2 separate regions of the Mus musculus genome follow, and region 2 is linked to region 1. A link is a loop called in an ENCODE intact Hi-C map of the cell type or tissue named here. Cell type or tissue: left cerebral cortex. All regions are shown on one strand. Each heading gives the region's core, and the rest is flanking DNA. Links, peaks and the distances in the headings are about the cores only.

Region 1 (12,029 bases), core at 2,669-10,668:
GCTTGAGCAGCCTGAATTTAACAGGGACCCTCTCTGACAGAAGAGGTTTCGGTGATAACTAGGAAAGACTAGAGCCAGTCAACTTGAATCAAAATCCTGCCTCCCTGAATCCTAGCTGTGTGACCTTAACTGAATTGCTTAGACCCTCTGGCCCCCAACTTCCTCCTTTGTCAAAAGTACATAATGACAGTTGTCCACCTCACAGGACAAGTCTGTCCATAGCCTTGCACAGGACACAGCCTTGCCTGCATTTCATCCCCAGAACCCATATTTTTAAAAAGCTGGAATAGTAGTGCCTGCCTCAGATTCTAGCTATGAGGAGGCAGAGACAAGTGGATTCTTGGTGCTCTCCAGACAGAGAGCCCAGTCTCCATGGTAAGCTGGGTAGAGACCCTGTCCCAAAAATTCCATGTTGGCTGGTATCTAAAGGCTAACCCCTGAGTTTGACCCTTGCTTACGCATACATGAAGATGCATGTGTGCATGCACACACATACATACATACATACACAGATAAACACACATACACAGATAAACACACATACACATACATACATGTACACATATGCATATACATATACATTCACATACGTACACTTATATACATATACACATATGCATATACAGTCACATACATATACACACATGCATACACAAATGCACATACATACACACATACATATATGCACACATATACACATACACACATACATAGACAAAAATACACACATACATACACACATATGCACATATACATACATATATACATATACAATACACACATACATATGCACATACATACTTATACACATACACACATATACATATGCACATATATATGCATCCACATACATGTATATATACACATACATATGCACACACATACACATGCATATACACATACACATACACACATATGCACATACATACATATACATACACACATATGCACATACATACACATAAACATACACACATATGCACATACAGACACACACACACACACACACACACACACACACATTTTAATGATGGCTACGTGAGTAAGATTTGTCGAAGTCACTTCTGAGGCCCTGACACTACTGTAAACCCCACCCACATCCTAGCTCCCCCTCCTCTTCTCACTCAGCAGGGCGCTGAGGTGGCTGAGGGCACTGCTTGGTTTCAATGTGCAGAGCACAGTGCCAAGGTGCTGTTGTCAGCAGCTTCCTGCAGCAGTGGAGGAAGATGCAGAAAGGGCTGCAAGAATTCATTAGCACCAATTAACACAGGGAGGCTTCCTCCTGCTCACTCCTCGAGCTGCCTCTCTGCCATCTGAGGGCTAGGACCACATGGCATGGGAAACAGCCAGACATAGAGGGGAGGGGACCTGGGGGACATCAGCCAAGGCTGTGTTCCAGCAGGGCCCAAGCAGTTTGCTGCTAGCTCGGCTGGAAGGTTCCAGAAAGTGAGAACAGACATGGGGCATCTAGCAGGCTGGGTTCCTCAGGGCTCTGGACAAGTGTTTTTCTCGGTCAGTGCTCTGAAGAGAGCATTCGATCCCAAGAGTTGAGCTGTCCCCTTTCCACACAAAGGATCCTGGAGTAGGTTTCCAGTCCCCTACACTGCTAACTTAATCACTCGTGGTCCTTGTTGAAAGAAATAGTGCCGAGGCCACCTAGCGTGGTGGAGCCCACCATTAATCCCAGCACTTGGGAGGCAGAGGCGGGAGGGTCTCTGAGTTCAAGGCCAGCCTAGTCTATATGGCAAGCCAGGGAAGCCAGGACTAAATAGAGAGACAGCGTCTCAAATAAAATCAACAAATCAAACAAACCAAAAGTAAAAAGTAAAAATTCAGAAAGAGAGGGCTGGGAAGATGGCTCAGAGGGCGAAGCACTGGCCACACACATTTGAGGACCAGGGTTCCGTTTCCCAGCCCCCGTGTAAAAGCTGGATAGGAATGGTAACTGGCCTACAATCCTAATGCGCTGGAGGTGGAGGGGGGACCCCCAAAGCAGGCTAGGATAGGCAAATCCACTAGCCATACGTCCAGTGAGAGCAGGGGAGCAGTGCATCTTACTCCTTGGTCATTCTCACTACGTGTGTGCCAGTCCTGTGACTGGGTCTCAGAGAACCAGCCTTTGGGCTCCTGGGTTTTCTCTGGTGCTTTTCCTGCCTGATTTGTTTATCTCTGTTCTAGTTTGTGCCATTCCGTCCCTATTCCTCTGACTTTAGTCAGTACCTCACTTTGTAGTAGCTTAGGGTTGCAGAGAGAGAGGCTGCGGATGCAGGCCCGGATGGCCGTGAGTGCCTCTCTCTCTGAGGACAGGGCCTGCTGGATCCTGCAAGTCTTACTATTCTATGCTTTTGTTTTGTTTCCAGAATTTTACTCCCTCCCCCGCCCCATTTCACTAGTGATTTTTTTTCATTAACACATCGGTTATGTAAGAACGCATTGTTTAAATTTCCATATATTTGTGAATTCTCCTGTTTTTTCTTATGTTGTTTTTTTGTTCTAGTTCATTGTGGTAAAAAAGACATGTGCTTTTGGATGGTTTCAATTGTTAAAATGTCCCGAGCTTTGTCTTGCTGCCTAGCACACGGCCTGCGCTGGAGACTGCCTGTGTGTGCATGGGGAGGAGCTGGACTTCTGGTTTATCGTCTGTTTGCTGTTGCCGTAACAGAATACTACAGACTGGGTAGTTTATGAACAGAAAAGGTTTATCTGGCTCAGAAATTGGAGCACTGAGAAGTTCAGAGCCTGGTGGTATCTGGTGAGGGCCATACCAGTCACAAAGCACTGCAGGACATCACCCAGTGAGAGGACCTTCATGTCCTAATTCAGAGCTCCGTTCCTTTTTTTATATAGCCACGTCCATTCAACCGTCGGACAAATGCTCCCTCTGGCTATAGGACTCCATTAACTTTATCTTCCCCCAAAGGTCCCACCTCCACGAGTTACAGTCAAATTGGTTTCTCTCCTCTTAATTTATTAATTAATTAATACCTCACAATGGAGATAAAATTTCGTTGATGGAACGCTTACCACGAGTTGAGTTGCTGTTGAGTGAGTGCTGTTTAGACCTCTGTCTCTGTACTGACCTTCCATTTAGCTGGTCCATGTGCTATTGATGATGAGACATCACTATTCTTAACTATTGTAGATATGTCTTGGGTTTTTGTCAATATTTACCTATATTGGGGGGGGGGTCCGCTGTCCTGCATTTATACGGTCATTAAATCTTCTGATAGATTGACCTTTTATCAAGATAGAGCAGTCTCTCTTGTCTCTGTAATAATTTTAAATTTAATGCCATTTACAAATATCGGTTATTATTTGTGAGGAATACTTTTATTTATCTTTTTATTGTATCCTTCTTGTGTCTGTAGCAGGCTTCAGTGTACACTTACCAGGTAATCAAATAAAAACACGGGCTGTTTCGTTATATTTGAATTTCAAAGACGGGAACAGTGAGCAATTGTTTTAGTGCAAGAACTTTCCATACAACAGGTGTGGTTCAGTTATGTTAGAATTTTTACAGTCTAACTTCTCTGTCTCAACATCTCAGTTGATTCCCCCGCTTCCAGATCTACAGTCCTTGAAGCTGTGCTAGCCTAGCTCTTGTGCTGGTGACCGGTGCCGCCAAATCCAGAAGAATGTGGCCGGTGCGCCCTCTGGTGGACATATCTTGGAACTACAACTCCAGAGTCGGAAAGCCTTGTGCAGAGCACGGATTGATGTCCCACTATTGCTGTTTTCCATGAGAACCTGAAAGGTCCCTGCAGATACTGCAAACCGAGGGAAAGAACCAGACAGAAGGGCTTAGGAGCATCTCCCCACATGCAGACCTTGCATCTTCACACATGAGCATGCGGGGATTTGGCAGGCCAGTAGCTGGTCTTGAATCCGCTGGCGCTCTCCAAATTACCCATACACTGCTGGGGTCTCTGAAGATTCTGTAAGAAAGCTCTAGAATTTTCAAAGCAAAAAACTTCAAGGTTTCTAATTCTGGAACCAGGCTGTGGCTCTTCCTGCAACTGGGCAAATCTGCTGCAAGGATATTTTTTTCCCCTGAAGCAGGCACTCTGTACAAAGCCCGCTCAGTCGGTGTTTATCTAACAAAACTGAAGATGACAGACAGGGTAGGGAAGAAGAGTACATTACTAAGTGGCAGAAGGGGCCATGTCCCCATGGGTCACCTCAGCAACAGAGGCTTGGGGGAATGAGAGCTGCCTCTTCTAGTATTCTGATGGCTTTATAATAAACAGGCAGGTTTCCCTCAGCTGAGCCCACTCCTTCTCTAGGTCCCTCTGGTTGCTCATGTGGGAAATCCACCTGCCTCCAGAGCCTTCTCTGGCCCCGTAGAGGTGGGAGCTGCAGAAGATGGGGTACCAGCTGTCCTCCACCAACACCTTTATTGCTCAGTGGGCAGGTTGGATCGTGACACTCTCACCCCGCCCCCTGCAGGCCAGGGGAGGAGATCGCAGGCCTGAAGTCACCAGGAGTGAGTCACCTGATGGAGTCTGCCCTGTGTCTGCGTGCCAGGTCCTGGGCAGAGCTGACATTCTGTTTGGTGGGTAGCTTCCTTCCCCACAGTGCTCGAAGGTTGTTCTGATAGCAGAGGAGGGCGCAGGGCTGGCCGCAGGCCTTTCTGTCACTGACAGGGACTGAGGCCGGAGAATCAGGCAGATGGCCGAGGGTGATTGGTCTGTGCTGTGGAGCTGAAGCCAATGCGGGCAGCAGAGCTCCTTTGGCACAGGCACACAGTTCTGCCCTGGTACCCACAACAGTGTCACTGGACCTTCTGGAGACAGGGTCTTTGGAGATGGTGTCGTTGGTTGGCCTTAGGCCTGGGGAGAGAGTGGACGCCCTTGCAGAGGAAGGGAGGGCCAGCTGAGCCTGCTCTAGACTGGATGGTGTAGAAAACGCTGCCCACTGTTCAGATCCTCTGCCCGCCAGTGGGGTGGGCCTGGGAGTCTCCATTGGACACTCAACTCTTGTCACTGGGGTGTGGGGTGTGGCAGTTTGGAGTCAGGCCTGGCTTTCGGTCCCAGCCCTGCCGTTTACTGGCTGGCATCTGATTTCAACAAGGATATTTTGGTTAACCAAATTTGTTTTCTATAGGTTGAAAGTTTGTCTGCTTATCGTAGAAAATGTGGTAAAATTCGGAAAAACCACAAAGGAACAAAACAAAAACAAACAAACAAACAAAAAAGACAAAAACACCAAAGCCTGGAAATGAGAGCGAGTTGAGGTTTCCTTCTACAACTTGTTTTTTAAGGTTTTTTGGTAAGGTTTTATTGTTCATTTCTTGGGGGTGTGGATCCTGCAAGAACTCACATCTTGGAGGTCAGAGGTCAACTCCTTGCATTCTGTGGTTTCCATCCCAGACGCCTCCCCAGGCTTGGCTGAAAGCGCCTGTCTGGTGAACCAACTGGACAGTGGCTTTGTTACAGTTGTCAGGGTTGAAATCAATACTGTGTGATATAAGGATGCAACATTGTAGATGCATCCTCCACTCACTACAGGTTTTTGTTTTTTTCCAAATCTCTCTTGTTTGTTAAGACAAGATGGCAGGCCATCTTCAAAGTCACCGTTTAAGCAAGGATGACCCTGAACAGAGCTATGCACCACCATGCCCACCTCAGACTCTTCTTTTTGGGGGTTCATAATATTCTTTTCTCTAAGCAGCTATAATAACCCTCAATGTTGCCCTGTTGTTAAATAAGTTGTTTCAGTTTTGGCAACTACAAACACTGCCCCATGTTCATCTCTGCACATAGATATTCTGTTCTGTTCTGTTCTGTTTTTTTGTTTGTTTGTTTTTTGTTTTGTTTTGTTTTGTTTTGACAGGGTTTCTCTGTGTAGCCCTGGCTGTCCAAGACTGGCTGTGTAGACCAGGCTGGCCTCCAACTCAGAGTTTTGCCTGCCTCTGCCTCCCAAGTGCTGAGATTAAAGGTGTGTGCCATCACACCTGCCTCTGTTTATTTCTTTAGGATATGTTGCAAACATTGAAACTACTGAGTAAAAGGAGTTTGTTTGTTTGTTTGTTTGTATACTTGAGACAGGACAAGACATGTCTTAGGGTTTTATTGCTATAAAGAGACACCATGACCAAGGCAGCTCTTATAAAGAACCACATCTAATTGGGGCTGGCTTACAGGTTCAGTCCATTATGGTCATGGTGGGAAACATGGCAGTGTGCAGGCAGGCATGGTGATGGAGAAGGAGCTGAGAGTTCTACATCTCGATCCGAAGGCAGCAGAAGGAAACCATGTGACTTCAACTAGCTTGAGCTCATATAACCCCAAAGCCTCCCTCCCAGTGACACAACTCCTCCAACGAGGTCACACCTTCTAATAGTGCCACTTCCTATGACCAAGCATTCAAAATGTCTGTGGGAGCCATACCTACTCAAACTATCACACAGCGTCTCACTCTATAGCCCCGGTTAGCCTAGAACTCACTGCTTAGACCAGGCTGACCACCAATTCACAAGGATCCACTTGCCTCCTCCTCTGCTGGGATTAAAGGTGTGTGCCCCTATACCTGGTGGGAGAGAGTACTTTCTTAGGGTGGAAAATTTTAAGTTACTGTCCAGTTTACCAGTTCACACCCCAGTGTTTTCACAGACGTACCCCCAGAGTTGGACGTGAGGATGTTGCCGGTACCCATCCTTCTTTGACCTGCCATACACCTGAGACTCTTGGTTTCCAGCTGGGTTCTGGTCATTTTCAGGCCTCACTGGCACCTCCAGCTCTCCTGGATATTGGACGACTGGAAGAAGGGTGGGAGGGTGGGCCACCAACGGATCCACGGTGTCCCCTTCCTCAGGCCAGGGTGGAGTCTGCCTAGGTTTTATAAAGAAATTGGAGTTGAGATGTTGAGAACACAGAGCTGCTTTCTAGGTCCCAGACAGGGCTGCTCTTCAGATATTCAGTCTCTGTCAGCTTCTGGAACCTTCTGGTTGGAACTGCAATAGGAGGTAACTGGGGTGGTGCCTCCGCAGAGGCACCCTAACAGCCACAGGCTCTCTGGGCAGCATCCTCTATCTAATTCCCAGTAAGTATTTCCCACCTCCTGGGGTTTTGCTCAGAGACACTGGGTTCCTTTCTACATCTGCCCCAGACTTCTGGCTCCCTACCACCGTATGGCCAATGGCGCCACCTACTGGCAAAACCAAAGCCCCAAATTACCTGTTCTTTCCTTGTCTTCCAAACAGTGGGATGGATGGAGTCAGTCCATAGTTCGCCCCAGTTCATCCCAGAGTCTAGCCTTTCCTGCTGCCCCTTCATCCCATCGCTGCTGTTCTCAACTCTCATGGGGACTATACTGCTTCCACAGTCCTTTCTGCTGAAGCCAGGGACCTCAGCATTGCAGTGTGACTCAGCCACCTCTCCCTGTGACCTTCAGTGGCTCCCTCTTGCTCCCTGGGACACCCGGTGTGATCCGGCCACTACCTTCCTCTCTCACAACTGCCAGCCTCTACCTCCTCTCCCTGTCTATCTCTCACGGCCTTGAGAAAGCACAGTGGACCAGAGCCAATCTCATCCTGGTCTTTGTCTAAGTAGGCTTCTCTGTCCCTTGAGGGACTCACCCCTAATTCTTTAGAGTTCTACCAGACATCACCTCCTCCAAGAAATTCTCCAACCCCTATTAGTTTTCTGTGGCAACTCTTCCCCCCACCCCTGTGGCCACTCTTACAAATGACCACAAATCTGATGCTTTGAAGTGAGACCACTGTATACTTTCTCAGCACTGAAGGTCAGAAGTCCAAAGCAGAGGGCTGTGGAGATGCTGCACTTTGTGGCCCTTCCTCACAGCGCTCCTGCCATGTGTTTCTACCACCCCATCTCCCTCTCTCTAGTTCTCTCTCTTTCTTGGAAGACCCATAGTTACATCCAGGGCCACCAAGATGATCTGGGTAACTCCCCACCACACAGTCCCTAATGTAGTCACAGCTGCACGTTCCCTTTGCCTCAGTGAGTACTGCTCAAAGTTCTGGAGAGGAGATCATGGCATCTTGGGAGTGTGTTACACGGCCCACCCCTTCCCCCTTTCCTCCCTCAGATGTGGAGGCCCACTCTTTTGTGACTCCATGGTTCTCTGGTCAAATGCATTCACAGTTACTTGTCTGACTACCCTGCTAGTTACTGCTTGAAACTGTGTGACCCTACCTGACTTCCCTGTGTCCTGGGACCTGGCTGAGTCCTTGCAGTGTAGGCACCATAGGGTGCATGTTTGTTGAGTGAATGAGAGTATGAACAGGAGTCTGGAGGCAAGCGGACTACCTGGATGTGCACAGCATATGCTTCTGTGCTGAAGGATGGTGCAGAAGGCAGGAGGTGCAGAGGGAAAGGGCTGTAACCTTGCTTGGGGCCCTCCCATATGTGCAGGAGGCCGTGTGAAACAGGGTGGGGGGAGGGGACACCCAGCCAGCTGGTGCCACCAGGACTGGAGCTCATAGGCACACTCTGCATACAGCCTCCCTCTGATGGGGCTGTTACCGAGGCAACAGAAGAAGTTGGTTGCCCAGCAACAATGCCCTGCTTCCCCCAATCCCTCTTATGGCTATTTCTTTCCCCTGGGAGGCTTGTACCCTCTCTAGATTGTGTTCCTGTTTAACAAAAATGGATGCCCTCTGTCCAAACTCCAAGTGCAGGAGACGAAAGGGCAATTTCATGAGACTGTGATGGTAGGGGTCATGGGTTAAGCATCAGAGTGAAAGGGAGTAGGAGTGGCCTAGGTGCAGAGATGGAAGACATTTGGGCCAATCTTTTTCCTGTATACTTTTTCCTTTCCCATTTGAACCAAGAAAAACTGGAAGGGGATCAATCTAGGAAGCAGGAGACCTGGGCCCATGGCCTGGACCAGACTCTGGCTTCTGGAACACATTGGTTAAATGACTTTGTTGAGTTCCCAGTATCCGGTTTGTGAGAAGAGAGCTTGGTCAACCTGATAACCAAGATCTCTCTGGACGCTAGTCAGCCTGGAGAGCACAGACAGCCTTTTTCTATGACTGGTCCTTGCCGCATCCCTACTTGGCCAGTCTTGTGGCATCCTAGTCCATGAAGCAAGGAGAAGGCAAGAATGTCCCCTGGACTCCAGCCTGATTCTTCTGAGAGGACTCCAGTCTATTCTGTCACAGCCAGTGGAAAGTATTGAGCACTTCTTGGTCTTAGTGACGCCCCCTCTGGAAAAGGAGAGTGCTATACTCTCTATAACTGCTTCCTGTCAGCTTTGCCCTCCCCTCCTCCCCAATCTACCCACCACAAACAACCCAATGGAAAACCTGCACAGAGAAACTGGTGGAAAGATTTGTTCTGAGACAGTACCACCTGCTGGCCTTTCTAGGAATGACAGATACTCCTCAGAAGATAGAGTAACTCCACACTCCTGACATAAGATGGGTGTTACAATGTAACTCCTTTTGCACCTGGAATTATTTCAATAAAAAAAAAGCCATATAAGATAAGTGCTATGGTATTCTGGTTTTATAGCTGATGGCGCTGAACTTCAGAGTATTAGGGACTCTGATTTGAGGGGGAAACTGAGGCAGACTCTCTTTTTAGTAAGAGGGCAGTTTTACTAGGGCAGTTTTTAATGACATAGTCGGTCGTAGTTCTGAAGAGAGTTCAGGCCCATGAGGTTGAGTGTGAGAGGTCCTCTCTTACAGGTTTCCAGGATGGGGCGGGTAGAGGTCTTACGTATTTGATGACTAGAGTCCTTCCCGAGTCGGGCTGTCTGATTCCCAGGCAGCGTGGGAAGAGGGAAAGAATCAGACCCTTAGTTACTGTGTGTCCATCATGTGGGATGAGCTACCTAAAGCCCCTGATGGCTCGAGATCTGGTAACCTGCACGAGGGTTGCATGGATTCAGCTGGGAATGTTAAATGGAGGACAAGGTGGAGGCCAAATGGAGACTTGCCTTTCCTCAGAAATGTTAGCATTGGAGAATGACCACACCACAGTCAGTCAGACATTTAAGTCACAATTCCACACAAAGAATTGAATTTACCACCTGTAGTGATTTGAATATGTTTGGCCCAGGGGGTGGCACTATTTGGAGGTGTGGCCTTGGCGTATATGTGTCACTGTGAGTGTGGGCTTTAAGACCCTCATCCTAGCTGCCTGGAAGTCAGTTTTCTGCTAGCAGCCTTCAGATGAAGACTTAGAACTCTCAGCTTTTCCTGTACCATGCCTGCCTGGATACTGCCATGCTCTCACCTTGATGATAATGAACTGAACCTCTGAACCTGTAAGCCAGCCCTAATTAAATGCTGTCCTCATAATAGTTGCTTTGGGCCAGGCGGTGGTGGCGCACGCCTTTAATCTCAGCACTTTGGAGGCAGAGACAGGAGGATTTCTGAGTTTGAGGCCAGCCTGGTCTACAGAGTGAGTTCCAGGACAGCCAGGGCTACACAGAGAAACCCTGTCTTGGGGGGGGGGGGGGGGAAAGAGTTGCTTTGGTCATGGTGTTCACAACAGTAAAACCGTAAGACACCACCCAAGTAATTTGCCTGGGTGGGAGTCAAAGCATGACGAGCAAATGTAAGCTTGGTCCTCCGGTGAAGCGGATATTTAACCAACAGTGCCACCTGCCCTTTCCACACCAGAAAAACAGTGACAAGAAACACCCCAGCTAAGAAGTTAGGGAGGGAAGCAAGAAGGCCCAGAGGCAAGGAGTCATCCTGGCTCACAATCCAGCAAGCCGCTCCAGGTCTTTTAGGTGAGGTGCTATGCTTTTGGTTATTAGACTACTGAGATGACGCTCCCCCAAGCATTTCCCCAAGAAGCTCATGATGGGAGAAGGAAAGGGCTAAAGCCTGCAGCTGGCCAGAGGGCAACTTGTCTCCAGACAAGAGATTCCAGCCGTCAGACTACCTTGCAGAGGGACTGGACCCCAGATAACGACGATGACGACGGGCAGCATGACCTCACTGTGACAAATTAACTCTGCATACCTCTTGCCTTCTATTTAAAACTGAACCTACGTCAGGTGCCAGACCCTGGAGATGATCTTGAGAAGGGGCAGGGCCACTGTTGCTCTCTGATCCTGTTCCCAATGTGGCCACGTTGACCACAGCTCCTTTTCTGCCTTTTTTCATTACTTGTCTCTTGAACTGGACTGTTGGGGACAGACGGCCGAGCCTCAATTGTTACCAGGACCCAGGCTCTGGCTCTAACAACCCCAGGAACACAGTGTCAGTGGAAGGAGACTGGACCTTCTTGACTTCTAAGGACAGTGTGTGTCACCCATCAAGGTACGGACCCCAGTTTGTACTCCGTAACCCATTGAGGTACCTACCTCAGTGTGCTCTCTGTAAGACAGGCAGTAGCCGCCTCCTCACAGACACCAGAGGCACCCCCCTGGGAATGAATGCCAGGGCCTAGCTATCAGCCGCCCAGGGCCTGCATCTCTCACCTGGAAAGTGAGCTGTCATCAAAGGTAGTATTGGCCACAGATCCTGTTCCCTCCCTTCCCTGCCTCCTGCATGGGAACCAGAGAGTCTGGATCTTCCTGTGAACCCTCCCCCATCCTGCCATGGGGGCTGTGATTCATCTCTTCAGAGACCCCCACCTTGCTGTCTGTCTCTAGTACTGGGGCCTGAACGGTCCGTCTGTCCACCATGTTAATATAAACTCATCACTCTCCATAATCTGTCTCATTGTCGATCTTGAACTCCCCTGACCCCACAAACCTTCCAGGGTCACTGATAGGGAAGATTAGTAAGACTCAGGTCCAGGTACCAGGCATCGATCGGTGAATAAGGTCTTCCTCTCTCAGTTAGGAGCAGATAAAGCTATTGGCCACTTACTCGTATATAGATGGCAAGACACAGTGAATCAGGATGCGGCCCCAGGACTCAGAGCTCTCTCCCACCACTGCCATGTAGCCAGCAGATCAGCACGCAGTTGTCATCTCACGGGCCTCCAGGCCATGGAGGACGCCAGGTCAGAGGCAGGAGGACCTGAAGCCTAGGTAAGACCTGTGCACTCCAGGACTACAAGTTCAGGGACCAGACACTTCTGTGAAGCTTGAGGGGTTTG
Region 2 (12,029 bases), core at 1,478-9,477, 210 kb before region 1:
ATTTTGCCATTAACATTTTTCTGGTTTTCCCACAGTGTTCTTTAAGGTGTCTACATCGTGCCAGGAGCCCAGGGACCACTTGCCTACTTCTGGACATCTTCATTGTAATGTGCCTAGCCTTCAGCTTCGATCTGCACCTAAGTCTGAACTCTGCTTCAGGTCGATGCTAAACATGTAATGAAGTCCCTTTCCCAGTAAGTGCAGCAAACAGAGAAACAGGGATACGTGAGTTATATGTATCCTAACCTTCCACACAGGCTGGGGAGGTGGAGGCAGGATGATCTGAACTTCAAGGTCATGTCAGCTACTCAATGAGTGAACAAGGCCAGCCTGTTCTGCGTGACCCTCTCGACCTTTACGCTGGAGACAGGGCATTCCTTTTTTGTTTGGTTTCCTTTAGCCGTTATGAAAGTGCCTGGGCAGCAGATCCCCGTGCTGGGCCCGCATCTCGTCCCACACGTTTCCCAGTCATGCATGCTCTTCTTCTTCAGCTAACAGCAGCGCTGCGCCACACTGATCTAGACACAAAGTTCCATCCTGCCGAGTGAAATGTATTTGTCACCCCTGCTAAATTTTCCTTAAATAAGTCCAAGTGCAAGTGACAGGATCGTGAAACACAAGAGGCGTGTAAGTGGCGTTCGGATCAATCAGCCAGTCTAGCAGAGAATAGGTGTCCTTCTGCTGGGTGGGAGCCCTCAAAGTCCTAACAGGGTCATCGGGTCATATGCAAATGATTTCAGCACTTTTCTATTGGGGCTGGTGAGACTGCTCAGTGGGCAGAATTGCCACCAGGTTTAATGACCTGAGTTCCATCCCCAGGAGCCACATGGTAGAGGGAGAGAGCTCACTCTTTTGGGCTGCCCTCTGATATCCACACAAAAGTATACATTTTAAAAGACTAAACCCCCCCCCCAAAAAAAAACTTTATATTCAAGTTAAAATCATCTAGAGTGTCCAGAGAAGGCTTAAGGCACTTGCAATATTCTTCGGGGATGGCCCAACATTTCAAATGAAAATATAGTACAAATTTATTAATTTATCTGAGTGCATTCAGCAGACTTCTAACTCCAGGAGACTAGTGCAGGGTACAACTTTGAATATTTGTCAGTTCGAATGAGAGTTGCTATTAGAGAGCGGAGGTTCCAATGAGGCAGACATGCCTCGGAAGCTAATGAAGAACAAATAAAAATGTGCTAGAAGGCTCTTGGAATAGTTTATTTGCATCCCCATATTAATATATTCCATTTTAATATTGAGACAAGGTCCGGAACTCACTATGTATACCAGGCCAGCCTCAAACTCAGAAATCTGTCTCTTCAGTGTTGGAATTAAAGGTGCGCACCACACCTGTCTCTTAATGCATTTTAACAATTTTCCTATAGAGGTGAGCTTCAACTCCATATTGATTAAAAAATAAATTAAATACTCAAAATTAGTTGATATTACTCTATTCTTTTTGGTTTCTCCTGACAGGGTTTCTCTGTGTAGCCCTGGCTGGCCTGGGACTCATTCTGTAGACCAGGCTGGCCTCAAACACTGAGTTTCTCATGTCTCCCAAGTGAGATTAAAGGCCAATTTTTCTATATTCTTTAGTTAATTGCCTTTAGTTAATTATTGTTAATTGACTTCATATTCCATTGTCTTTTTTCATATTTATTTTACACATATGAATGGGTACTCTGTGTCTAGGAATTAGATGGTTGTGGGCCACCTGTGAGTGCTAGGGATGGAACCCAGTCCTTTATAAGAGCAATAAATGCTCTTAACCACTTGGCCATCTCTCCACTCCCTGCATTGTCTTCTTGCTATTGTTTTGTTGAATGTTTCATGTAGCCCAGGCTAGCCACAAACTCACTAGGCAGCAAAGGATGGCCCTGAACTTCTGACCCTCTTGCTTGTACCTTTGAGTACTGGGTTTGTAGGTATGCATCACTTTGTCCACTTTCTTTCTAAGATTTATTCATATAGGTGTTTTGTCTGCATATATGTATGTGCACCACATGTGCCTGGTACCCTCAGAAATGAGGACAGGGTATCAGATCCCCTGTAACTGGAGTTACAGATGGCTGTGAGCTGCCATATAGGAGCTGGCCACTTAATTCAGGTTCTATGCAAGAACAGCAGTTGCTCTAAGCTGTTGAGCCATGTCTCCTATCTTACCTTTTTTTTATAGTCATATTTTATTTTTAAAAATTTCAGAGCTGAGCAGTGGTGGCGCATGCCTTTAATCCCAGCACTTGGGAGGCAGAGGCACACATGGTGGCTCACAACCATCCATAATGAGATCCGACACCCTCTTCTGGAGTATCTGAAGACAGCTACAGTGTGCTTACATATAATAGAGAAATAAATCTTTAAAAAAAATTCATTTGTATGGGTGTTTTACATGGATGTTTGTATACCATGTGTGTTCCTGATGCCCTTGGAGGCTAGAAGGCACCAGATCCCCTGGAACTGGAGTTCTAGACAGTTGTAACTGCCACGTGGGTGCTGGGAACTGAACCCAAATCCTGTGGAAGAGAAGCCAGAGTTCTCCATTGCTGAGCCATTTCTCCAGCCCAACTTAGCTTTTAATATAGAGATCTTGGGTAGGTCAGTCTACTCCTACTTCCATGCTGGACCAACAGGAATAGGCTATCATGCCTGACTTACTGTTTTGCCCAATAGCCCAGGCTGCCTCAAACTCATTGCTATTATAGGTAGGAGTCACCATGGTATATATTTTTTAAGTGACCTGTAGTAACTATTTTTGGTTAGTACTTTTTCTCCATGACCAACTCAGTAACAAAGTAACTATTCAATCATTAAAGCATTTTAAAAAAAAGTCACCCAGGCTAGCCAGATGGCTCAGTGGGTAAAGGTGCCAAGTTTGATGACCTGATTTCAATCTCTGGGCTCCACAAGGTAGAAGAGCTGACTCCTGAAAGTTGTTCTTTGGTCTTCAGACATGTGAAGTAGCACATGTCCCCAGCAACACACAAAAATGTAATATACACTTAAAAAATAATCTAATGCTTCATTAAGCAATAGAAAACTATGAGTGACTTTTTAGAATTTGGACTTCAACATTCCTTTGCTATTCAAATCAAAATGCAGACATCCTCACATTGTTACCATGGGGTTTCAAAAGAATAATCTACATTTCTAAAAGCTATTTATATGTAAGGACAGAAGAGCACACAGGCAAGCTGGAGCCTTTCCAGGTCATTGTCTCTGGGATCCAGGCAGCCAAGCTCCAGGGTGAGCGGAAAAGGGTTATGGCTAGGTTCCAGTCTAGATGCTTCAAGTTAAAGAAGTTCAACTGTGCACACGTTAGCTTGACTAATAACAACCAAAGGGCCTGCATCTTCAGAGACTGAACAAAGGACCCCTCGAGTTAAAGCAGCAGCAACGATGTGGGTATTTCTAAAGCAGGACTTTCTCACCATGTTGGAGATGGCTGAGATGGCTCAGCAGTTAAGAGCACTTGCTGCACTCACAGAGGACATGAGTACCTGTCCCAGCACCTATGTGTCCATTCACAAGTTCCTGGAACTCCAGCTCTAGAAGAACGTGTTCCGGGCTAGCTTCCTTGGGCAGCTGCACTTATGTGAGCGGGCGCGTGCACACACTCGACACATAAATAAAAACAAAACCTTCAAGACACATAGAGGCTAAGGACACCCACTGCTCTTATCTTTGAGAACAGGCTGCTCATTAGTTTGCGATGGTTCTTGGTAGCCCTTGAAGGTGCCCTTCTTACTTGAAGCCCACTCCTTTCTGGGGAGGCTCAAAACTTGATTTGCATCTCATTAATTCCCAGCAGGAATCAAACACTGCTACAGACTGCCTAGTCCTTCCCCCCTCCCTTGTTTTTTTTCAGGCAGGGTTTCTCGGTGTAGCCATGGGGGTCCTGGTCCTGGAACTCACTCTGTAGAGCAAGCTGGTCTCGAACTCAGAAATCCACCTGCCCACCACTGCCCAGCATCAGACTGCCTATTCCTCGAAGCCTGTTGTAGTTTCAGTCTGTAATGAGGAACCGCACCTGTTCCAGGTCCATATAAAAATTCTCCCAAGAGAGGTTGGGTTTTTCTTACTACTTTCCTGAAATACAGATCAACTGGGAGCAGTACCTACCACTAAAACACACAATAAAAATGTAATTTAATAACCCTGTAAATAATAATTACACACATTCATATATATATATGTATATATATACATATATATATACATATATATATATATATGGTTCAGCTTCTATACTGACTGACACCGAGTAAAAGCCATCTTTCAGTTTTGTGACACTAAATGCAAAAGCTGTTCTTCAAAATTTGTAAAAGGAAGATGCTCCAAAATGAAGTGATGTCTAACACTTTCAGTTTTCTATTCTAATTAGTCTCTAACACTTTGGTTTCTCTTCATATGAAACTTCCACCTCTTCACAATTCTGTTTTCTTCTGTCCCTGTCACTTGAGCTCTTGGCTTCTTAGCAGAGGAGGTAGAATGGACACCTCCTTGCTCCGATGTGTTTTGAGAGTTATTCCTTGGAAAGGACTCTCTCACAACACTGCTGATAGCAGGTCCTCAACTTCAGTGTTTAAGAAGCAAGCGAGCATTTACCATCCAAAAGAACAAGAACTTCAAGACTTCTGCTATAACAGATTTTGTACACTACACCTTCTTAAAATATTTGTAATGAAAAACTATTATTGCTTTAAAAACCTTATCCAGAAACATGAGCTGATACATTGGCAAAGAGATAATTTGGAGTTCTTTGTGTTTTTAAAAGGAAACAATACAATTGAAACATTCCAGATATACAGCCTTTGTAAAAATTAACAAAAATCTAAGGATAAGAAATGTCAAATGAACAACGTAAAGAAATTACATATTTACCCAGACGAAATGGTTTTATTTTGTACTTCCAGCTACTTAGAATAAACATTTATCAGCTTTCAAATCCATTTGTTTGATCTAAAAGAACTAACTAAATAAAATACTTAGTTCTAATGTCTCAAAAAAAGAATTACTTTGGGGGTGTTTGCAGAAGCGTGTAGATGAAGACACATAGGAAAAGACACTATGATAAAGTTGTGTGAATAAAATTAAACATGTATCCCGTAATTTGTTCACAGCCGGACATCCACATAGTACCATGAGGTCCGAGGGCTGCCCATAGGAAGCTGGTAACCCAATGGGAACCAGGGCTGTAAAGGTTTCTTAAAAAACGTAACGTGGTCGAACAAAAACAAAACCCAAAGCAACTGTAAGACCTGGCGTAAGTGCCCCCAGTTAGCGACTCTTTGGCAATGCAGATCCAACCAAACGATTAGAATGAAACGTGCAACGCTCTCTCTCAAAAAATCCTATAAAGCCCGTCAATTATGTTCGGCTCTGAGAATCGGCAGTTCCCAGCACCTTCCTTTTCCACTTTTTAATATTTTATACAGTTCTCCATCTGCGGCCTTTCCATTCATTAATTGCCCTATACAAGATCCCCCCGATGACTCTCGGGGAATTGCTTCTTTTAAGACAGGGCATCAGATTGCCAAGCCTCTGGGGTCGAGATCGCGCCCTCGCTCCTTTGGATGTGGGAGCGTCATGCACTTAAGACTTGATTATTTAATTGCGGAGATGGGAGCAGACCGGTCGGAGGGGTTGTGCCAAGTGGGCATCCCGGGGTGTGTGTGTGTGTGGTGGGATTTGTCCTTCGTGCGCTCCAAAAATGCGCGCCCTCCTTGGGCCTGCCTTGTGCCCGCGCGCCCCAGGCCTCGTCCGCCCGCCCAGCACCCAGAGGATGCCCCCGCAAGGACCCCGCCCCTCCCGTGTCCACGCACCTGCGGCCCCGCCCCCGGCCACGAACCTTCAGGTCCACGCACCTGCCCTGCCTTCCCTCCCGCCCCCAGCGCGCAACCACCAAGGTGCAGCCGCGCTCCTCTTCGGCGGCCCCGGTATCTAAAGGGGTCCGTCTCCGGCACCACAGCCAAATGGCTGAGCCTCCCTGGCCCGCTGCGCAGGATGCCCATTGGACCCTGCCCCCCGCCGCCACCACCACTATTGGCTGGCGTCCGAAGCCTCGCCATTTGATTGGCTCTTGTTGCCGCCGCTCCACGCAAGGAGCCGCAGGTCCCGCCTCTACGGCGATCAGGTTAGTGTGCGCCGCGGGTGCTGGGGGCTCGAGAACCGAGCGGAGCTGGTTGAGCCTTCAAAGTCCTAAAACGCGCGGCCGTGGGTTCGGGGTTTATTGATTGAATTCCGCTGGCGCAGGATCCTCTGCAGAAAGAGAGAGCGCGAGAGATGGAGATGGACAAACGGATTTATTTAGAGCTGCGGAACAGGACGCCCTCTGATGTGAGCATTTGCCAAAAATATCTCTGTCGGTCCATTCTCCTACTTTGTGTTATGTGTGCGTGTGTGTTTTGGGGGGAAGGCACTTTTTTATGGAGGGGGGCTCCGGGGAAGGTGTGGGGTTTGGGGTCTGACTGCAAATGAATTGCAAGGTTGGATGGCGGGGGTGGGGGGGGTTGCAATGCCACCGGAGCATGTTTCGTCCGCCGTCGCTGCTGCCCTTGGTGTGTGACTGACTACCTGTGCGTGTGCTCCCGCGTGTGCGGGTATGGGTGCGAGGGTGTGCGTGCGAGTGTGCACCCAGCGGGGGGCCGGCGGGGCGCACGCGTTCGGGTCGGAGGGAAGGCGGCAATTTCACCCTCGTCCGAGCTCTCAGCTCCCACGACTTGCATCTGGATGGAAAAGATGATCGAGGGGAGGAGAAGATGGGCTGCCTCCTGGATTAAACAACAAAAAGGGGTTGTTATATTTTAGAAGCGTAACCCCCTTTCCGCCCCCTCCCGCGCCTGCCCCCTCCCTTTGCAGTCTCTTTCGCTCGCTCGCACACAATAAGTTTTGGGCTTCGCGAGTCCGGTATAGTTTCTGATCAATGTAGCCCGAGGACCCCGGGGAGAGCGCGTGGGGACCCGACTGCTGCGGAGTTGGGAGATGGCTCGAGTTTAAAGCGCGTCTTCGTTTCTCTGCGGGGATGAGGCGAGAGGTGGGGAGCCATATTTGTAACTTTGTCGTGTTCGTGAACGCGCCCTTTCTCTCCCTCCCTCCCTTTCTCTGTCTGCCTTCCTTCTCCTTTCTCTCTCACTCTTTCCACCCCACCTTTGGGCCAGATGCTGTCTTTTCTCCCTTCTTCCTCGCGGAAAGGGAGGGGGGGTACCTTAGGTTAAGGGGGAGGGATTGTGAAGTGTGCAAATGCTCAGATAATCCTCGCGCCTCCCCAACCACGAGCGTCGCTAATGTAAGTTGCCCGGAGGCTGCGTCCCGTTCTGGCCCCCGGCTCCCTCCCCAGATGCCAGCCTTGGCACCCTGACGCCTCATCGGCAGCAGACACCCCACCTTCCCGGTCCTTGCTTCTCCTGGGGTGGGCTCCCTGGCAGCCATTCGGCGCTTGGTTAATAAATGGGCACGAGAAACTTTATCAGAACCCGAGCTGCCCAGAGCTAGTGCCGCTGTGGGGACCGACCCAGTCTACATTCTTGCGGGCACGGCAGGCACGCAGCTCTGGGATGGGCAGTTCGTCTGGCCGTAGCCGTTATGGATTGGGCAGCGGCGGGAGTATGGCAGGAGGAAACTTACACCGGTGGGAACAGGGAGGCTGGGCGCGAGCCCACTGCAAGGGGAAGTGAGGGTTGGTGGGTGACTCGAAAGCTACTGTTTATTTTTGTCTCCCTCTCGCTTTCACGCACTCGTGTTGTCTGCGAGTTGACCCATTCGAGAGACCTTAGGGTCTGCGGTGGAAACCCTAGCCAACTTCCCCTCTAGGCTCGGTAGTAGGGAGCAGGAGCTCGCGGGCGGGAAAGATCTCGGGTCTAGCCTGAGGGTCTGGGGCTCGGGCGAGTTGGGGGCTCGCGTAGCACGTTGTGCTGACCTGTCGCCCCTCCAGCCACTTGACCCCTCGAATCCTGACAAAGGCAGGCCTCATTTCCTCTTTTCTCCTAATTCCTCCTTCTAAACCTGAGTAAGACTTTTGAAAACAAGCTCCTTTCTGCCGACCGCCCATCCTCACGCAGCTGTGCACTGGAGACGTGCTACAGCCTTATGGCGCGCAGGGCGGAAGGAGGGGGCACCCCTAGCACCAGGACTTGCCGCGGGGGCTGCCTGGTTCGCCCGGTGGCGTCCCGACCCAGCCAGGGTGCCCGATCCCGGGGGGTGGAAGGGACTGGGTGTGGTGCTGGGGGGAGGGGGCCGAACGCGACTTCCCGCGTACTTTCCCGGAAGACCCCTATATGTAGTTGGGGGGCTTCAGGGTCCCGGCGAGTAGGTGCGCAGCAGCGCCGGACCCGACCGAGCGGTCCACAGTACTAGCTGACCCGGAGCGAAACGGAAAGCGGGTCGAACCGGCTCTTTAAACTTCCCCGAGTGTGTGCGCTGGGGGAGGGGCGGGCGCTCTGGGCTGGGCGCGATTTCTCACGCTTCGCCCCCTCGCCGTGAGTCTGCTGCCCACTCGCCGGCCTCCGGGCTTATGGCGGGGTGGGGCGCGCGGGTGGCGGGGGAGGGGGCACTTGCTGCGCATGGGGGAGGGGAGGGCAGAAAGCTCTCGAAAGAGGGACAAAAGGGGTGGGGGAGGAGGAACTGGCTTTTTGTTGTTGTTTTGCTGGGTTTTTGCTTTTTTCAAATAAACGTTTTTGGAAAACAGATCGTTCCGGGGAACCTCCCTCCCCAGAGTCCCCCCCACGCACCCACCTTCTGCAACCTCTCTCCCAAGTCGCATCTCGGGGACTGGTGGCCGCGACGCCGCCGTACTAGGACGAGCAGCCATGTTTCCCGGGGCGCCGGAGGCCCACCCCTCCCCCACGGCGGCCGCGGACCGGGCTCCGCGGGGACCGTGGCGCCCAGCGGTGGGGGCCTGAGAGCACACAGGCACAGTCGAACCTCGGCGCGGGCCTGAGGATCTGGTCTGGAGAGGGCGCGGCGTGCCGGGGACCCTCGACCTCCTAGGATCTACAGGCCCGTCTGCTCTCGCCATTTGCACTACTAGGCCATTGGGAGACCTATCCCCAGGGTGCCCTGGCATTCTTAGGGTGCAGGGGCAGCAGTCCCCGGCTGTGTGCCGGTGGCTCGCCAGTCGGGCGCCGAGCTGCCATTTTGTCACCGTGGCTGTTGTCGCGCTTGGGGGGTGGGGGTGGTGAGAAGCTTGCGCCATCGCCCCGACGGCCGCCCTCTAGCGAGGTGGCTGCTGGAGGAGCTGGCCCCTGGGACACCCCCACCCCATTTTCGCATTCGGCCTTATAGGGGCTCCCACCCAGGGTCCAAGGATCCCGAAGCTGTAGTAGCCCCGAAAAGGTGACGGTCTATCTTATCCAGCGGCCCCCGCCCCAACTCCCTGCCCCCCCCCCCCCGTTCGGCTTTCCGCCGTGGCTCCTGCTGCGCTCGGCACGTAGTGAAAGGTGGCCTTGAAGGCGAAACGATTGCGCTGGTGTTTGCGCCTTCAGCGGAAATGATTGGGTGGTGTATGGGGGTGGGGGTGAAACTAGAGGGCGGGAGGGGCTCAGGCTCTTTAATCTGGTGGCCCTCTGTAATGCCGAGGGCGTCAGCCTTCTACCCGGGAGGGACGAGTTGTTGGATGCGCTGGGGAAACGCCCTCCGGGGCTGGGCTCTCTAGAAAGGTTGGTCGAGTTTCAGGTGGGTGTCGCAGCACTCTGCAGGCTGAGGGAGCTCTCTCGCTCTTTATCCAGTTCCTCACCCCGCGCCTCCCACCCCGCCCCCCATTTTTGTTTTGGCGGGGAAGGTAGGTAACTACATAGTAAACGCTACCTTAAACCGAAAGAGAAATAGGATTTTTCTTTAAAAAAAAAAGTAAACTGTCCTTTTGTATTGCCTTCAGACTCGGGCAGTTTGTTCCTAATGCAGGCCCCGATGTGGGACTCAAGCGTGTGCTAGGCACATCGCAGGCTGTAGGCTGGTGTCTGCATGTAGAGACTAACTTCCATGGAAGTGTCGGGCAAAGGCTGCTATCGGAGCCGGGAGTCTACTTTGACCTCTGGAATGCGTTGCATTTTTTTTTTTCCGTCCAGGTTGACTTACTGCCTAATTGGGTTCAGGAGAGTGGCCTGGCGGTTTGCTCCAATTTATGCAAGCCAAGCGGGGATTGGGGGCAGAGAACTGAATGTGGCCTTGGTATGGGGTGATCAGTTGACTCTTGTGACTGGCAGCTGCTGAGGCTTGTTTTTGATCTGAAGGTTCCATGGTGAGGCTGGCTTCTGAAGCCACACAGACCCTGGCTTGAGTTCACCAGCTACAAGGAGGTAGGATCCTGCCAACCTGTGGTCTGGGACAGATTACCTTAGTCTACATCCAACGTTTTGTACATGTGTCCTGTAAGACTGGACAGTTCTGTTTTTATCAATAAGTCACTATTGGCTTGAGTTGGCCCTTCGCAGGTGCTTGATATAGTCGCAGATACTGGGGAGTGGGGAGGAATAATTTAGGGCCCCTTGGAGGTTTAAAATAACAACTCCAGCAATAATAGCAGATGCTCACATAACTCCTTACTGTGTCTGGCATGTTGCTAAGTGGATTACAGACATCAGTTAATTTAGCCTCACAAGGGCACTATGTTAAGTACTGTTGTTATTCTTATACTAAATGCAAGGAAATTGAGTCAGAGCTCCAGATCACCGCCGGTCGGTACAGAACTGGGATTCTAACTCCGTTAGACTCAGCCTCTGTACTGCCCTGAAGCACCACGGGAAAGGACTTTTTCTCCTCCAGTTTTGGAGTGAGGCCACCTATTAGCAAGAGGGTGGGTTTGGGTTTGTTGGTGTTGAGGGCACAGAAACAAAGCATAGCTTCCTGGTGGAGCGTTAGGTGAAACAGACAAGTGGAGTGGGTAGGCATTTTAAGGGGGAGCCTGACCCTGGTTTGGAATATTCAGTATGCACTGTTAGATGTTTCCGGTAATGAGAAGACAAGCAGGAGCCATTCTTAGTGGTTATTTAGGTGTCTTATATAAGTAGTTTTTTCATTAGCCTTTCTGTAGAAAGAAAAAACAATCTCAGGATAGAATAGACAGGACCTCAGTGTTGGGATGTAGCCATGCTAGTAATACTGCCTAGAGCCACTCACCTAACCCTGCCTGAAGTTCCTTAAAGATAGCCAACCTCTCTGTTCTGTGGATGGATCACTTAGGACTCAGAGTCAGCCTCCCAAGGTAGTCTGTGGACAGGAGAGAATGCAGGTTCTGTAGTTGACCAAGGCCCATACATGACCTATATTACCAGATCATCCAGGGAACCGGTAAAATGCAAATGTCTGGGCTCCACCCCCTGGGTGTGGGCTTAGTACCAGGTCACCATGGTTCGCTCTTTATGCTGCTGAGTTGAAAACAGTTTGTATGTCTAACCACTAAGAGATTTGGGAATCTGGGAGCGAACCTTTGAATGATCCTCCTCCCTACAAATCTCGCTCGTCGAGTTAACAAAGTTGTATTAATGAGAAAAAAAATTGTACTTATTTTGAACTTGATCAATAAAAGAATTAAGAGGGAGATGTGTATCCTTTTGTTATAAAAGCACCTGTGTTATGTTCTCAATTTTGCTTCTTGAAGTTTACTACCTGGAAAGTTAGTTCTCTTTGTTTAGCAGGCAGGGGAGGTCCCTGGGGTCCTGTGCTTTGTTCTTTTAGGAATGTGGCAAGTCCTACATTTGATGGTGCACTGTGAATTTTCCAAGACCTTCTGAATATGCGATTAAACAACTTTTGATCCTCATAGAAATGGGCTCCCGTTCACAGGCCTTCATGAGAAGTTGTTCTCATTCCTGGCTCCCTATGGAGCAGTCCTCTCTGTCTCAGAGGTAGAGAGGAGGAAATTTAAGTCCAGGGCTACTGAAGTTTGCAAAGCTGCTTGCTGTATACCTAGTGACTAGTGAGGGTCAGGACATATCACCACAGTCCCCAGGTCACCCTGGCACCTCCGTCCCAGGCCTGCTGCTGGGGGGGGGGGGGGAAGACAGCACATAGCAAAGCAGAAATGGCTTTGGGTTCAA

Evidence for each region. Peaks named below come from ENCODE experiments on the same cell type or tissue, not always from the same donor. Only the 100,000 strongest peaks of a DNase experiment are listed, where the experiment ranks them.
Region 2: a loop joins it to region 1, with 4 times the contacts of the local background. A loop is called at or near these places in 5 of 42 quality-filtered maps.

The regions. Positions count from the first base shown.
Region 1 is chr9:62,546,365-62,558,393 of GRCm38, forward strand. No RefSeq gene overlaps it. Among named protein-coding and RNA genes, the nearest start is that of Gm39352, 11 kb to the left of the region's middle. In left cerebral cortex, for the core only: CTCF peaks have their summits at 3,663 (motif pointing left), 4,455 (motif pointing left), 7,155 (motif pointing left) and 9,330 (motif pointing left); DNase peaks (open chromatin) are centred at 3,651, 4,401, 7,141, 8,486 and 1 more place; H3K27ac peaks cover 2,964 bases.
Region 2 is chr9:62,335,222-62,347,250 of GRCm38, forward strand. It overlaps Anp32a (acidic (leucine-rich) nuclear phosphoprotein 32 family, member A), which reads left to right and starts at 6,122. Exons shown (of 7, transcript NM_009672.3): 1 at 6,122-6,333. The coding sequence starts at 6,280. Gm20346 (predicted gene, 20346) reads right to left here and starts at 9,426. Exons shown (of 2, transcript NM_001378702.1): 1 at 8,728-9,426; 2 at 6,281-6,767. The coding sequence starts at 9,187. The coding sequence ends at 6,703. In left cerebral cortex, for the core only: no CTCF peak of the experiment used is centred there; DNase peaks (open chromatin) are centred at 6,062, 6,700, 7,071, 7,351 and 5 more places; H3K4me3 peaks cover 4,967 bases; H3K27ac peaks cover 4,086 bases.